Linked DNA regions of Homo sapiens: region 2 is linked to region 1. A link is a loop called in an ENCODE intact Hi-C map of the cell type or tissue named here. Cell type or tissue: PC-3. All regions are shown on one strand.

What was found. Hi-C counts contacts between places; a loop is a spot of excess contacts. Peaks named below come from ENCODE experiments on the same cell type or tissue, not always from the same donor. Only the 100,000 strongest peaks of a DNase experiment are listed, where the experiment ranks them.
Region 2: it touches region 1 in a loop (3-fold over the local background); 4 of 110 quality-filtered maps call a loop at or near these places.

What each region holds. Positions count from the first base shown.
Region 1 is chr5:33,295,251-33,303,250 of GRCh38, reverse strand. LOC124900637 (a long non-coding RNA gene) reads left to right here and starts at 5,278. Exons shown (of 2, transcript XR_007058725.1): 1 at 5,278-5,519. RefSeq lists an enhancer at 3,057-3,582. In PC-3, CTCF peaks have their summits at 2,919, 3,123 and 5,146 (motif pointing right); DNase peaks (open chromatin) are centred at 3,160 and 3,460; H3K4me3 peaks cover 751 bases; H3K27ac peaks cover 1,634 bases.
Region 2 is chr5:33,398,225-33,406,224 of GRCh38, reverse strand. No RefSeq gene overlaps it. Among named protein-coding and RNA genes, the nearest start is that of TARS1-DT, 38 kb to the left of the region's middle. RefSeq lists a silencer at 4,488-4,782. In PC-3, no CTCF peak of the experiment used is centred here; a DNase peak (open chromatin) is centred at 4,554; H3K4me3 peaks cover 721 bases; H3K27ac peaks cover 2,237 bases.

The sequences.
Region 1 (8,000 bases):
AGCCTGCATTGAATCTTTTTCTTTCGGCATCCTCATACAAACCATTTCATTAGTTTCCAATAAAGGGTTCACCTTGAGGGCATATGTCTTATTATTTTACTTTATCCTGAGGGTAATTCACAGAAGAGAATATACAGATGTCCAATAAATATATGCGTGTAGGATATATCACTAGTAGACAGGGTTATGGGAGGATGAATTACCCCAACACAATCTGGCCCACACGTTTTTACCTCTCAATCTTGCTCTCCCATGCTCACTCTCCTCCTGTCACCTTGCTTTCAACATCTCAAGCATGCACCCCTTCAGGGCTTGCACTTACTTTTTTTTTGTTACATTGAAAGTGAAACCTTCCCTACCTATTCTATTTAAAATTTCACCCTCTCCTCCCAGATACTCCCTCATCCCCTCTCTGCTCTGTTTCTCTCATGGCATTTATCACCACCTGACATATGATTGATTGATTGATTATCTATCTACAAACTCTAAATTTAAGCTATATCAGAGCAAAAGTTTTTGTTTGTTTTGATCATTGCTCTATTCTATATCTGGAACATTGCCAAACAATTAATATCCCTCAAATATTTGCTGAATGTATAAATTAACCCTTTTTGGAAAAGGATCTGGCGATATTTATTCATACTAAAAATGTGCACGATAATTTTACTCAGCAATCTTACTTATAGATTAAAGTTGGCTGCATATGAATTTGCTACTCCTCCTATGGATAGGTTTATGTCCAATCCTCTTGAATCTAGGTGGGCTCTATGACTGACTGACCAATAAAATATGGTTGAAAGGACACTGCCAGTTTCCAGGACCAGGCCTTAGGAGATTAGCAGTTTCCATTTTCTCTCTCTTGAACATTTGCTTCTAGAACCAGCTGCCATGCTGTGAGGAAGCCTAAGCAGTCCATGGAGAGGCCTAGGTGGAAAGGAATTGAAGTCCTTTGTTAACAGCTCCCACCAATAGCCAGCAACAACTTGTGGTTGCTCTTGGAAATGAATCCTCTATCCGCATTTGAGCTACCCCAGCCAAAGCTGCATGAGTTGTTGTGCTAAGCATTGCCCCAATTTTAAATTCATAAGCTTTTTTTGGTGTGGTTTGTTATCTAACAATTAATAACTGGAATGCCACTTTTTATGACTCTATCTTATAGAAATAAGAACTCCAGAAAACAAGAATGGACGTATATGGGAATGTTTATAACAATGTCCTTCATGATTTAAAAAAAAGAAAGAAAAAATAAACTAGAAACAACTTGAATGTCCATTCTGTACATTATGGTTAAAAAGTATTGCATAGCTCCATTGTGGACTATATTTGGCTATTTTTTTGTTTATTTTTGAGACAGGATCTCACTCTGTTGCCCAGACTGAAGTGCAGTGGCATGAATAAGGCTCACTGTAGCTTCAACCTCCTGGGCTCAAGCCCACCTCAGCCTCCCCAGCAGCTGGGACCACAGGCACATGCCACTATGCTCAGATAATTAAATTTTCTTTTTTTTATAGAGACGGGTTCTCCCCATGTTGCCCAGGCAGGTTGCAAACTCCTAGGCTCAAGCAATCTTCCCGCGTTGGCCTCCCAAAGTGTTGGGATTACAAGGGCAAGCCACCGTGCCTGGCCATATTTGGCTATTAAACCATATGAGTTAAGGCTATACATATCAACATGGAAGGATATCCAGAAAGATAAACGGAATAAAAAGCAAATTTTGGAGTAAAATGCTTAGTCTAATTTCACGGAAAACAAACAAACAAACAAACAACCTCTATAGGCTGGGCGCAGTGGCTCATGCCTGTAATCCCAGGGCTTTGGGAGGCCAAGGTGGGTGGATCACTTGATGTCAGGAGTTTGAGACCAGCCTGGCCAACATGGTGAAACCTCATCTCTACAAAAATATAAAAATTAGCTGGGGATGGTGGCGTGGACCTATAGTTCCAGCTACTCTGGAGGCGGAGGCAGGAGAATGACTTGAACCCAGGAGGCAGAGGTTGCAGTGAGCTGAGACCATGCCACTGTATTCCAGCCTGGGAAACAGACCCAAGATTCCATCTCAAAAAAAAAAAAAAAAAAAAAGAAGAAGAAGAAAGAAAACAGTATAAATATGTATACTTTACATATATTTACACAAACATAAAACATAAAAAATATAAAGAATCTATACACCAAATTATTAATGGTGATTTTGTCAAGAAAATGGGATTGAGTAGGGAAGCTAGAAACTGTTTTTTTCTTTAAACTCTTCTATATTCATTAAACTATTACAAAAAAGTCACAAAAAAATTACTTTTGTAACTAAAAAAATATCCTGGGTTTCAAGCAAAGTGGTGGTGATATGCGTGTATGAATGCAGGTATATATTTATTGGGGAACTTTCTTAGAAGTGCTGCTCTGTTCAAGGAGAGTGGTTTCTTTGTGGGCGCAAGGTTGGGGAGAGGGCCTCAGGGGCTAGTGACATTGAATCCGTTTTCTTCCATTTCTGACAATGCCTTTGTTGGGGAACAGCAATACAAGTGTGACTAGAAGAAAAAGAGAAAGATTATGTTTCTGCTTTAGTGTAGTCAGTCCTCCTACGTGTTAGCAGGGAGGAAATCTTCAATACTGGTATGACAGGGCCAAGCTTTGTGGTGGTTTTGGAACCTGGTTATAGGGATTTCCAAGTGGAAAACAAAACTGTCTAGTTACTAATTTTGGAAGTTTTCAGATACCTTTGACTCCTTTTTAGGGGATCTTCTTAGAAATAGGTTTTCAGAGGGTGACTAGTAAATCATTTTCCTTCACGTGGAAGAAGGGGAGAATACTTCTGTAATGTAGTGATTTATTTGCTGTGTGGAGAGGCGATGTGAAAGCAGAACTTGCTTTGAAGATTAGGGACCTGTCTTTCATTAGTGGTGAGGAAGTGGAAAGAGGAATCAAAAGAACCAGGCTCTGATCCTGGTTCTACTACTGACTAGCTGACTAGCTGACTGACCTCTCTGAGCCTCTGTTTACTTTTCTACAAGGAGATATTACACAGAAAGAAAGATTATGCCTTTCATTGCCTATAGAAAACGATCAGAATATGTGCTTTCCTACAGGAGTTTATAAAAATAGGTTACGTCTCACCGTTACAGCAGCTAGATGGCACCACCACCTCTAACATTTCTTTTTTAATGCTTCAACTGTAATTGCAGCTGGTACAGAATGTGCTTTCTTTCCTTCCATGATAGCATCTGTCAAAAGCTATGACTTTTAGATGAAAAGGAATTTAGCTATGTTGCTTCGAGACATCATGGATCTCTCCAAAGGAGATTCAGCATAGATAAACCTGAAGTCTTTGAGAAAACTAAAAGCCAGTAATTGTAGAAGATAATCACTGTATTGTAATTGTCCCTTGGGTATTAGTTGCCCTAATTTCATCAGAGTTCTCTCTTTGTTCCCCAGAAGACATGCTGACAGGCTTAGCCTGAGGGAGTGAAATTATGTGAGCTGGGCAGTGTTGCGGTTAGGGAGACTCTGTCCTTACCACATCTCTAGCTACAAGGAAAGAGACCTCCTATGCTTTGTTGACTGTAGAATCATAGATTTTTAGCAATCCTACTTCTGCATTTTACAACTAGGTACATGAGACCCAGAGAGTTGAAGTGATTTGCTAAAAAAATAGTATATACTAGTCTCAATACTCTTATTTCTTGTTTTTCCACTTGACTGCTTCTGCCTGTTTTTTGTGTATGTGTGTGTTTTTAACTTAAATAGACTGCCTTGGGGGTTACAGCTAAATGGGAATTTGAGGGATCGCTTAATATTAAAAAAAATCCCATAAGCAGGGTGGAATTTTAAACTATTTTTATCTCCCTTATCACCAATGCGCTTCAAAGAAAGGATGATTTGGGCAACTGGGGAATCATGTGATCAAACCCTCTGCGATGAAAGTTTTCTATTTCTTATAAACACGTTTAAGTAATATTTTGCGTGTCTTACAATATTGTACCGAAAAATTATGTGAGAATTGAGAGTAAAAATTAAGAGTAAAAATTTGGAGTTTTCTAAAATAATCCTTTAGGAACAGCTCAATATTTAATTATTTCTCTGCCAAAGAAGTTAGTTTTCATTTTTCAAAATTTACTTCTTATTTGTAATTTTTTTTTTTCAGTTTGCAAGATGCTGAAGAACATGCTTAATTAGCCCTTTCCCTCTTTAGTTTTACCTTTATCAATTTAAACATAAAAGTTGTGCATTCAGCTTCATCCATGCTCTGGTGTGCATGAGCAACAATTATGGAAGGAGTGATATGCTAGCATGTTGTTCATTTTCTTGTTTTTTCTTTCTTCAAATATTGGGTTACTGAATTGTGAATTCCAGGGAGTTGCTAGGATTTTAGAAACCTGCTTGAAAGACTATTGGCATTTTACTGGGTAGCATAGTCATATTTTTTCCTTTACATTCATCAAGTCTATTCCTTTCACTAAAAAATAATCATTAGTTTATATTTTTTCTTTTATGGTTTTATTTACAAACTTTTTAAGTCCATATGTACTGTGTTGCAACTAGAAATCACTTTACCCAGAACTCTGAGATGAGCATGGTGAACAGGTTTATTAGGAAATTATGCTGATAGTAATTTGATATTTTGGGGGTAGTGTTTCCTAGTCTGTCTGAAAATTATAAGATGGAGAAAATAAACTGAAGGAATGTTGCATGATAATAGTTATATTTATAGTGTATGTTGACAATGAAAACACATAGTGACAAAAAGCAACTATGAATTCAGTAACACTGTACCTGACTTGGTATTTTATTAGTCACAAAACACACATATATATATATTTTTTAAATAGGAATACTTTTGTGAGCAAACTATATTATTCATTTAGTTAACAGATAGTACTAGATGCATCTAAGAATTTAGTTGCAGTTTCTCTGGAGCTTTTGGTATCAAACCGCTGTTCACCCAGCGCAGGAAGACCAGATATCCACACTGAGGTTTGCAGCAGGAGAAAGGAAAGTGTTTATTTGCAGAGTGCCAAGCAAGGAGAATCAGGCAGTTCATGCTTAAGACTCAAACTCCCAGAGGGCTTACTGTAAGATTCTCCCCGGGCCTGAAAGCTTAAGATGAATAACTCCTCCCTTTTCAGGCCCAGTCCCAAGGCGCAACTTGCGCCAGCAGGGTGCGCCAGCAGGGTGCGCCAGCAGGGTGCGCCAGCAGGGTGCGCCAGCAGGGTGCGCCAGCAGGGTGCGCCAGCAGGGTGCGCCAGCAGGGTGCGCGATAGCAGAAGCAGGAAGAGAGCCGGGGGAAGACACCTACCCTGGCCGGAAGACACGAAGATCCAGAAAAAGGCCATCCGGGTACAACGTAGCAGTTACATCGGACTGTGACACTTACTGTTTACAGGAGACTATAAAACTTTGCCCAGTCGTCACTTGGGGCCCGCCTGCACCCAGGCCGTCATTAAAACAGCATGTTGCTCCACACCGCCTCGTGTTGTCTGTTGGTGTGCTCTCAGGGTGGAAACGATACAAGAACGTTACACTTACAGGTAAGGGTTTTTAAAGGCAGGAAGGCAGAAGTTACAGGTAAAGTCATAAATCAATATATAGAGGCTATACATTGGTTTGACCTAAAATGGTAGGACATCTTGAAGTGGAGGGGCCCACAGGTCATAGGTAGGTTCAAATATTTTCTGATTTGCAATTGGTTAAGGAAGAGAAACTTTGTTTAAAATTGTAAAGTCAGTAGTAAAGAATGTTAGCTCTGGCTTGTGGGTGAGACTTTCTCCAGGCCCCTCAGGAAGAAATTTAGAAGAAAGGTCAGAGTGCAATCCTCAGCTCCCCCTTATCTGAGGTCTCAGTGCCAGCAGATCCATTTGGTGGGGGTCCAGGTTGCTGAAAAACAACTCAGGTATACATGTTAAGATGTTATCTTTAGTTTCTACAGGGAACCAAACATTCTGGTGATTCTAACTCCTTGGCTATTGTTTTAAGCTACTATTACCTTCCCACTTATCAAGTTGTTTATTTACTTCTTAAGGATAGCTAGGTGCCTGGAATTACCCTTGAGGGAACTCAAGATTTTCCTTTATTTTCATGCTAGTTGTTGGGGTGGTACTCACAGGCCCCTATGAGGGGTTCCTGCCCTGTTTCACTTCTCCCAACTGTAAGTTGGGAACACTGTTCTAGAATGATAAGTATATCCAAGTGAATCAAGTTTTAACAATTTGTATTTAGCAGTAGCTAAAATGTATTGGGAGCTTAATATGTTCAAGGAGCTATGCAAAATTGCTTTATATGTATTAACTAACTTAATCCTCATTAACAGTCCTATGAAGTAAGTGCTACCATTGTCTCCTTCTTATAAATGCAGAGAGGGAAGCTTAGATGGTTAAAATCACTTTTTCAGGGTCACATATTTTCAAAGGTAGCCCCAGGTAAGTTCAATGCATATCCTTGGTTAAAAACTACTCGTCTAATTCATCTTCCTTATTTGTATTTGAGGAATTTAAAGTCCAGATGGGAAGCAAGTTACTTCTATGCCAGATCTAATATTAAAATCTTGGCCGTCAACATAAACTTTTTTTTTCTGTTTTCAGAGATTTACAGAGATAAAAGGCTCTTTGAGTGGCTTGCAATCTGAATAGGGAGATAGGACTTGAGCAGAAAAAAACAGAAATGATAAAAATAACTAATGCTATGTGGAGAAATGAGGGATGGCAGAAAGAAAAGAATATTTAATGGCAAGAGACATCTTTAAGGTAGGCTTCAGAATGGAGGCAAGTTTTAAAAGAAAAGTAGAACTTAGTGAAGCCAGAGAGGAGGAGTGGGAAGCTCTCTAGTCTGGAGTAGTAGTATGAGAAGAAGACAAGAAGGTGGGAAGATGAACAGAAGTTTGGGTTTGATGAACAGAAACATTCTGGTTCAAGTGAGTGGTCTTTTAGGGGACAAATAAAAGACCAGTTATGGAAGTGGGTAGGGTTTAGATAGTAGCCTCTTGTGCTGGACTAAGAAGTTTGTACCTTTTCCTATAGGAAGTGGGAAGCTATTGAAAATTTTAGAGAATGGGTAACTGGTTAAAATATTTCCATGCCCAGTGGCTGAGTTTGAGGGTGGGGAATTGGATTCACTTGATGCCTTTGGGACCCTCCTTCAATAGTAGTAGAACTGGCTTGGAATTAAGAGTTGGAATGGTGAGTATAAGTTGCCTGAGATGAATTGTCAGACACAGACTCTGATAGCAAATAAGCAAGGAGAATCTTGCTCAGGACCCTCAAAGCAGTGCCCTGAACTACTTTCCACAGTGGAACTTCTAATATCTGTGTTTACAAAGTTAGTATTCTTAAATTCAAGGAGGGTTGAAGAGGTGTTTGGAATTTAGTTCAATGTTTTATGTTTGTTTGTTACTGTCTATTCTTGCTCTAGCTAAGTATGCTGATATGTCATTATATGGACCTCAGGACTTTTCACGTGGTGAAATTGATTCTGGCTCAGAAAGAAACGTACATGAGAAGACCACAATAACTCTTCAGGAAGAATTTATTTATTTTTGTTTATTCACCCTTGTGGATTTAAAAAATTAAATTAATATAGATTAAATTAAAAATTAAATAAATATAGATCCACATGTAGCTATAGAAAATAATACAGAGAGATCTTGTGTACTCTTTACTCAGTTTTCTCCAATAGTAACATCTTGGAAAACTAGAGTTCAGGATCACAGCCAGGATACTGACATTTATTCAGTGAAGATACAGAACATTTCCATCATCACAACAATCTCTCATTTATAATAGCCATATCCAGTTACTGCCTGCCTCCAACACCACCTTAACTTCTGGTAATCACTAATCTGTTGACCATTTATATAATTTTGTTTTACACACACACACACACACACACACACACACATGTAAATTGAACAATGCATGATGTAACATTTAGGGACTGGCTTTTTTCACTCAGCCGAATTCTCCGGAGTTTCATCCAGGGCATTGCATGTATCAATAGTTTGTTCTTTTTTATTATAT
Region 2 (8,000 bases), 100 kb before region 1:
TTCAAAACTTTAATGGAAAGGAGGACCTAATACAATAACAGCAATGACTTCTTGCAGCAGAGTGGCTATCAGGTTTATTGACTCCCCTTTGACCATATCAAGAATAACAATAACAAATTATAATTTAAATAATTTTTGCATAGTTTAAAAAGCATTCTTGTAAAAATTATCTCATTTCACCTTGATAATTTTCCTGAGTAACAGACAGTCTAGAATTTTGAGTCCTATTATACAGATGGAAAAACTGACACCTAAGGGGGTTTCACCTAGCCTGAAAGGGAGTAGAAACATGGTTTGAACCCATGATTCCTTTTGCTACATTCTGTTGTCTGTCACATGGAGCTGCCCACTTTCAATAACCCTAGTTCACACTAAGAACCAGAAAACAACTTCAAAAAACTAAATGTCTAAAAAATTGGCCTTGTCTCTAGCAGTGGTTCTCAAATATTGGTCCATGGACCAATGGAGTCAGGTTCACCTGGAGTTTCTGCTGCACCCCATCTTCAGTCCTTCTCCCAGGTGTTTCCCTTGAGGCCACCATTTTTAATACTTTTAACCAAGTGTCTTAGTCCATTCATGCTGCTATAACGAAGTACCTTAGACTGGGTAATGTATACACATTGTAAGTTTATTGCTCATAGTTATGGAGGCTCGATAGTCCAAGATCAAAGTGCTGGCAGGTTCAGTGTCCAGTGAGGGCCTGTTCTCTGCTTCCAAGATGGTGCCTTAAACACTGTTTCCTCTGGAAGGGACAAACACTGTGTCCTCAGATAGTAGAAGGGACAGAAGACAAAAGGGCCTAGCTAGTTCCCTCAAGTCCTTTGACAAGGGTATCATCCCATCCATAAGTGCTCTGCCCTCATGACCTAATCACCTCCCAAAGGTTTCTTTCTTTTTCTTTCTCTTTCTTTCTTTCTTTCTTTCTTTCTTTCTTTCTTTCTTTCTTTCTTACTTTCGTCTGTCTTCCTTCCTTCTAAAAAAAATGGGATACATGTGCAGAACGTACAGGTTTGTTACATAGGTATTCATGTGCCATGGTGGTTTGCTGCACCTATTTATCCATCCTCTAAATTCCCTCCCCTCACTCCTCATCCCCCACCAGGCCCTGGTGTGTGTTGTTCCCCTCTCTGTGTCCATGTGTTCTCATTGTTCAACCCCCACTTATGAGTGAGAACATGCAGTGTTTGGTTTTCTGTTCCTGTGCTAGTTTGCTGAAGATGATGGCTTCCAGCTTCATCCATGTCCCTGCAAAGGACATGATCTCATTCCTTTTTATGGCTGCATAGTATTCCATGGTGTATATGTCCCACATTTTCTTTATCCCGTCTATCACTGATGGGCATTTGGGTTGATTCTATGTCTTTGGTATTGTAAATAGTGTTGCAATAAACATACGTGTACATGTGTCTTTATATTAGAATGATTTATATTCTTTTGAGTATGTACCCAGTAATGGGATTGCTGCATCAAATGGTATTTCTGGTTCTAGATCCTTGAGGAATCTCCATACTGTCTTCCACAATGGTTGAACTTATTTACACTCCCACCAACAGTGTAAAAGTGTTCCTATTTCTCCACAGCCTCACCAGCATACTGTTTCTTGACTTTTTAATAATTGCCATTCTGACTGGTGTGGGATGTCTCATTGTGGTTTTGATTTGCATTTCTCTGATGATCAGTGATAATGAGCTTTTTTTCATATGTTTCTTGGCCACATAAATGTCTTCTTTTGAGAAGTATCTGTTCTTATCCTTTGCCCCCTTTTTAATGGTTTTTTTTTTTTTCCTTGTAAATTTGTTTAAGTTCCTTGTGAATTCTGGATATTAGATCTTTGTCAGATGGGTAGATTGCAAACATTTTCTCCCATTCTATAGGTTGCCTGTTCACTCTGATGATAGTTTCTTTTGCTGTGCAGAAGCTCTTTAGTTTAATTAGATCCCATTTGTCAATTTTGGCTTTTGTTGCAATTGCTTTTGGCATTTTTGTCACGAAGTCTTTGCTTATGCCTATGTCCTGAATGATATTGCCTAGATTTTCTTCTACGGTTTTTATGGTCCACCTTTTAATACTATCACTTTGAGTCTTAGGTTCCAACATAAGAAATTTGGAAGGACACATACATTCAAACCATAGCACTGAACCTGTTTGTTTGTTTCTTTCTTATTCTTCTGATGGTTATCTTCGTGTTTACTGCTAAATTATGAATTATATATTTTAGGCATTATCTACTGTCATCCTACCATATTAGGTTTTAGCTCATAAATATTGCCTTTGATCTCCTTACCCATTCCTAATACAAACATATGACCATTTTTATTATTTCATTGATTACACTTGTAAATGTTGATTGATAATTACACTTGACTCCACATTTTGTACAATGAGGAAAATCATGTCCTTTCTTAACAGTTTTCCTCTCCCACTTTCAGCTTCCAACTTTTCAGATCTATACTTTTATGTTCTTAAGGTTGATAGTATTGGTATTTGTATCCTGTTTCCTAATCATTATTAAGAACTTTGTGTTTTAGCTATAAACTGGTTCTAAATATATAAAATTAGAAAACAGTGTCTATATTATAGCAATGTAAATATTGTTTACCTTGCTACACAAGAGATCCATGCAATCTGTTATGATAATGGCTTATTTCTTGTACAGCCTTCTGTTTACATAGGACAGGGTTTGGCAGAATGTTTCTATAATAGTCAGATAGTGAATATTTTAGGTTTCGTAGACAATATGGTCTCTGTTGCAGTTCCTTTTCAACATTGCTACTGTGGTGTGAAAGCAGCCAGAGACAATATATGAATGAATGAACATGGCTGTGCTCCAATAAAACTTTATTTACAAAAGTAGGCAGTCGGCTGGATTGAGTCAGCAGGTCATAATTTGCCCACCCTGAGTGTAGGAAACTCTAGTTGCCTTTCTATTTTCTTTAGCATTCACCTTATCCCATTCTTAACTTTGTCAAATGTCTCAAAGAAACTATCAAGTCTTTGAGATTCTCTTGTTTTCTCTAATCTGCCTCTACAGCATCTGCTTTCAATTCTGCTAGGATTGGGATTTATAGCTTTCTTTGTGCTTGTTGTCCAGCTATCATTCATTCAATTATTTATTTAGCACCTTCTTTTGGAGCACCTGCAATATATTAGGCAACATTCTAGTTCAGAGATAGCCTGGGGTCAGGTTTAGTTTTACTTTGTAAAGATAATGCAATATGATAAGTTTTGCATACTTGTTTTTGTGTGAACATCAGCTGTAATAAAGCTAATAAAGTAATTATATCTGAAACATATACGTGTATAATAACAATGGCTAGCATTTATTAGGTTTTAATTACAGTATAATAAATGTTTTACATGAATTATTATCCTATTCCCTCTCTTAAGTACTAATCACACTTCTGGGAAGACATTGGTATTTGGGAGGAGAGGCAGTTACTCCTATTTTTTTTAGAATAGTGGTCAACCAATTAGTATAAGATACATAATTTTGGAATTCTTAGAAAGTAAAGAGGCTGGGCACGGTGGCTCATGCCTTCAATCCCAGCACTTTGGGAGGCTGAGGCGGGTGGATCACAAGGTCAGGAGATCGAGACCATCCTGGCCAACACGGTGAAGCCCCGTCTCTACTAAAAAAAATACAAAAAAAAAAATTAGCCAGGCATGATGGCGGGCACCTGTAGTCCCAGCTACTTGGGGGGCTGAGGCAGGAGAGTGGCATGAACCTGGGAGGCAGAGCTTGCAGTGAGCCGAGATCGCACCACTGCACTCCAGCCTGGGCAACAGAACGAGACTCTGTCTCAAAAAAAAAAAAAAAAAAAAACAAGAGAAAGCAAAGAAATTAACTAGATGGTCTCTACAAGGAAATTGGACCGTTAGCAGCAGGAACTACAAATTTGGTGGTCCAGGAATAAGACGATGATATTGGTTTGTCATTTTAATTTCATCCAGATGGCTATAGGACCTTTAAGGAATGTAATGACATTAACAGCAAGAAAATAAAATCACCAGCCGTGAGCTCTAAGCTCTATCCTACCACTCAAAGATTCATTCCCCTGCTTAGTCATCTTTTCATCTGGCTTTATCTTAAAAGGTGAGTGTTATCCTAGACAATTGTTTTATAGGTCACCAATTCTTGTTTTTTTATCAGACCAACTCCATGATTAATTGTTTGATTGGGGAATCTGATGATTTTTTTCATATTTTCATGCAGACCAACAATGGTTAGTATCAGAGCTGATTTTATCCACAGTGGGATGAGTCTCTCATTACTTGGTTTCCTTTTGTTGATAATTATAACTCCTCTCTACTCCCTTTTCTTCCTTAAATTTAGAAATCCCAGTACTTAAGGCAACTCCGGTCACTCCACATTTGAAAACCATCACTTGCATTTTTGAACTTCCTCCAGCCAAATCACTAAAAGAATGTATTCCTGAAGCAATTGCTCTGGTGATTACACCGATTTTGCCTTGTTCTAGTGACAAGTGTCAGGACCAGGGCAATTATGACTCACTGGGAAAAGAACATCCTAAATTGAATGCTGCCCAGGACCTAGGCATCCAGGCTGTCTGGGGTTTGCTGTTTTTATTAAGGCTACAGGAAGGAGGTTTTGTTATATTAGTCACCACCTGTTTAACTATACTTCCTCTCCAGGTTGTCTGTCTGGCTGGCCTGCCTAGGCCCCATCTCCTAAGCTGGGGAATTGATATGTTCATTTAGATCCTTCTTAATTGCTGAGGGAAACAGAGACCATGAGTCCTGCCTGGTTCAGCTAGCCCTGCAGAGCAGCATGGCTGGGCTTGCATTCAGAGGGGTTCTTTCATTATTAGGGAGGTTAGCAATTCTGTGACCAGAGAGCAACTAACACTAAAGCTGTGAATACCTTAAATTTCTCTGACTTCCACAGACAAGATATTTTGGAACAATGTACCTTCAAGAACTTAAATCCCAATGAAAATATAAGATGAGTAAATAACTAACTACAAAAGAGGTTCTCAGTGTGAATTAAGAATCCTTAGGTGAACAGTTATATATATATATATAAATGATAATAATACATAACAAAATAATATAATGATAATCACTAATATTTCTTGAACACCTAATGTATTAGTCCATTCTCACACCGCTATAAAGTATACTACCTGAGACTGGGTAAATATAAAGGAAAGAGGTTTAATTGACTCACAGTTCTGCAGGCTTAACAGGAAGCATGGCTAGGAGGATTCAGGAAACTTACGATCATGGCAGAAGGCAAGAGGGAAGCAGGCACCTTCTTCACAAGGTGACAGGAGGGAGTGCGTGTGAGAATGAGGAAGTGCCACACTTTAAAATCATCAGCCTTTGTGAGAACTCACTCACTCTCATGAGAACAGCATGAGGGAAACTGCCCCCCTGATTCAATCACCTCCCACCTGGTCCCTCCCCTGACACATGGGAATTATTAATACAATTCGAGATGAGATTTGAGTGGGGGCACAGAGCCAAACCGTATCACCTATCATATGTCAGGCTGTATCAAGTACTTTAATAGACTGTTTAATCATTGTTCAAGGTAGGTACTAATACTATCTTCATTGTCAGAGGAGAAAACTGAGGCCCAGATAGAGTAAATGACTAGCCCAAGGTTCCATTACTGATGGGTGGCATAACTAGGATTCTGATTGTTGGATTATATTTTTCTCTCTCTTATCTATGATTATTCTACACATAAATGTCTACAGAAGTTTGAACTAGGATGATGATTGGAGAAAGCTTCAGAGAAGTGAAATTCATATAAGATGGTCTTAAAGCACAAGTTAGAAATAGAACAGTGGAAATAGTAGTGAGAGAAGAAGCCGGGCGTTAAAGGTGGAAGAAATAATGGACAAAGGCTTTATGAGCATTATTTTCTCTTTTATCTGTTGCCTCATCTCTCCAATGCCCCGTGCCTATCTGTACATCTTGTTCAGCTGTATATACTATTGGGTTGTGTGTTCTGACATGATTTTTTTTTTTGTTAAGGCCACTTCATTATGACTAGGTAAGGGGTCCCTCTAAAGGATGTGGGTCTCTCAGTATATCACTTTTGGAAAGGATCATTCTTCTGACAGCACATTGATTCTCCTAATTTTTGGGAGAAACTTCTTAGACAGGAGGAGAACACCTGCTGCTTTTAAGTCTGCCTCTTTGTGAGTCTAAAATTAGAGATAGATTTGAGGGCCCTACTGTACATTGTGGGAAATATCCCTACTTCTGTATGGAGGCAGGGAGGCACATTAAGAGACATCCCCATAGGAGGAGATATTTTAGATGACATAACTGAAGATACTCCATAAAATAGATGATCTTGCTTCATATTACTTTATTTTTCTTTTGTGATCTGAGAATCTTCAGTAGTTTTATTTAAATGCTTAAACTTGATCTTGGCTGTTATGCTCTTTGAACCAAAAAAAACTGTAATGCCCCCTGAGGTCAGGATAGTGAGGCAGCTATAATTCCTTCACTTTCCCCATCTCCATTCTCTCTCTCTCTCTCTCTCTCACACACACACACACACAAACACACACACACACACACACTACCACTCTTACTTTCTTGGTATCCATATACTGCTACCCACATACATACTTTTGGAGGGCAGGCTATGTGTCACACACAGTGTTAAGAACTTCATGCATAATATCTTAATTAATGTTCACGCCAACACTTGAAATAGGTGCCATTATCACCTCTACTTTATTTTTGAGGGCCACAGAACTGGTAAGTGGTAGTTTCAGTCATCTATTGCCATAATAATGCTGCAAAATAAATGGCTACAAAACATCAGTGACATACAATAGTGAATGTTTGTTTTTGTGCATGAGTTTGTGGGGGTTCAGCTAATGTAATCTGGACTTGGTTTATCTCAGCCCGTCCCCCTCTTGTGTCCAGCTCTGGGATGGCTCAGTGGCTTTGCTGATCTTGGCTGGACTTGCTCCTAGGGTTTGACTGGTTACTGACTGATTGAGGATGACCTCAACTGGGATCACTAGGAGTTTTTCTTCTCTTCAGTTCTTGTCCATCCTTGCTAGTCTAGGCAGGTCCATCTTATGGCATGGCAGAGGGAAAGAGCAATAAGCAGAGCCATGCTTATAGTATCATGTCTGCTCATATTCTCTTGGACAAAGCAAATCACATGGCCAGGTTAAGAGGGAATGACAAGGTTACATGGCAAAGGGCTTGGAGAGGTGAAAAATTGAGCCATTAATCCAATCAACCTACCATAATGGTGGAGTTCATACCCCTTCTCACTTCTCTGTCTCCCACTAATTAGTGAAAATTATCTAATATTTTTTCCAATTATTCTTTACTTACCTTCTTCCAAGAGAAGATTAATTATTGACTAGAAAATTTGTGGCTGAAAGGTCTATCCACCTCCCCTTTCTCGTGGAGATTCTCCCCACACTGACAATTTCAGAAAAGCAGTTTTCTTCTTTGTAATGTGTGTATTCATATCCTGGAATTGTGATAACTCATCAGACTCCAAGTGAAAGAATTTTCTTTGGTGCAGTGGTTATCAAGATTCCAGAGGATGAAGACTCTTTTTCAACAACAAAGCACTCACAGAGCCTTACATGATATTAGCTGTGTCAGACTGAAGAAATACATAACAGCAAAGGGTTATTTTAAGTTCAGTCCAGGTGTTTAGACTAATTTACATTTTAATAATCCCCACAATATCTCTATACATTTTGAAAATAGTGGTATTTATATATGTGAGATATTATTTATGTATTTAAGAGAGAGTGCAGTTTGAGTATATGAATTCTTTGTTTCCTTGCCATATCTCTGAGGCTTCCTTCCCAAGTAAAGACACACAGACAAATACATACCTATCTGCCTCTTAGCCTTAGTGACAGAGGCTTTCTTATTACATATTTTACAACATACGTCATAGTAAATGTAGGGCTGACATTGCAAATGGAGCCCACTGGAGCTGCCTTTCACAAGGTGCAGGAAGTGGCAACCTCCTGACTCTC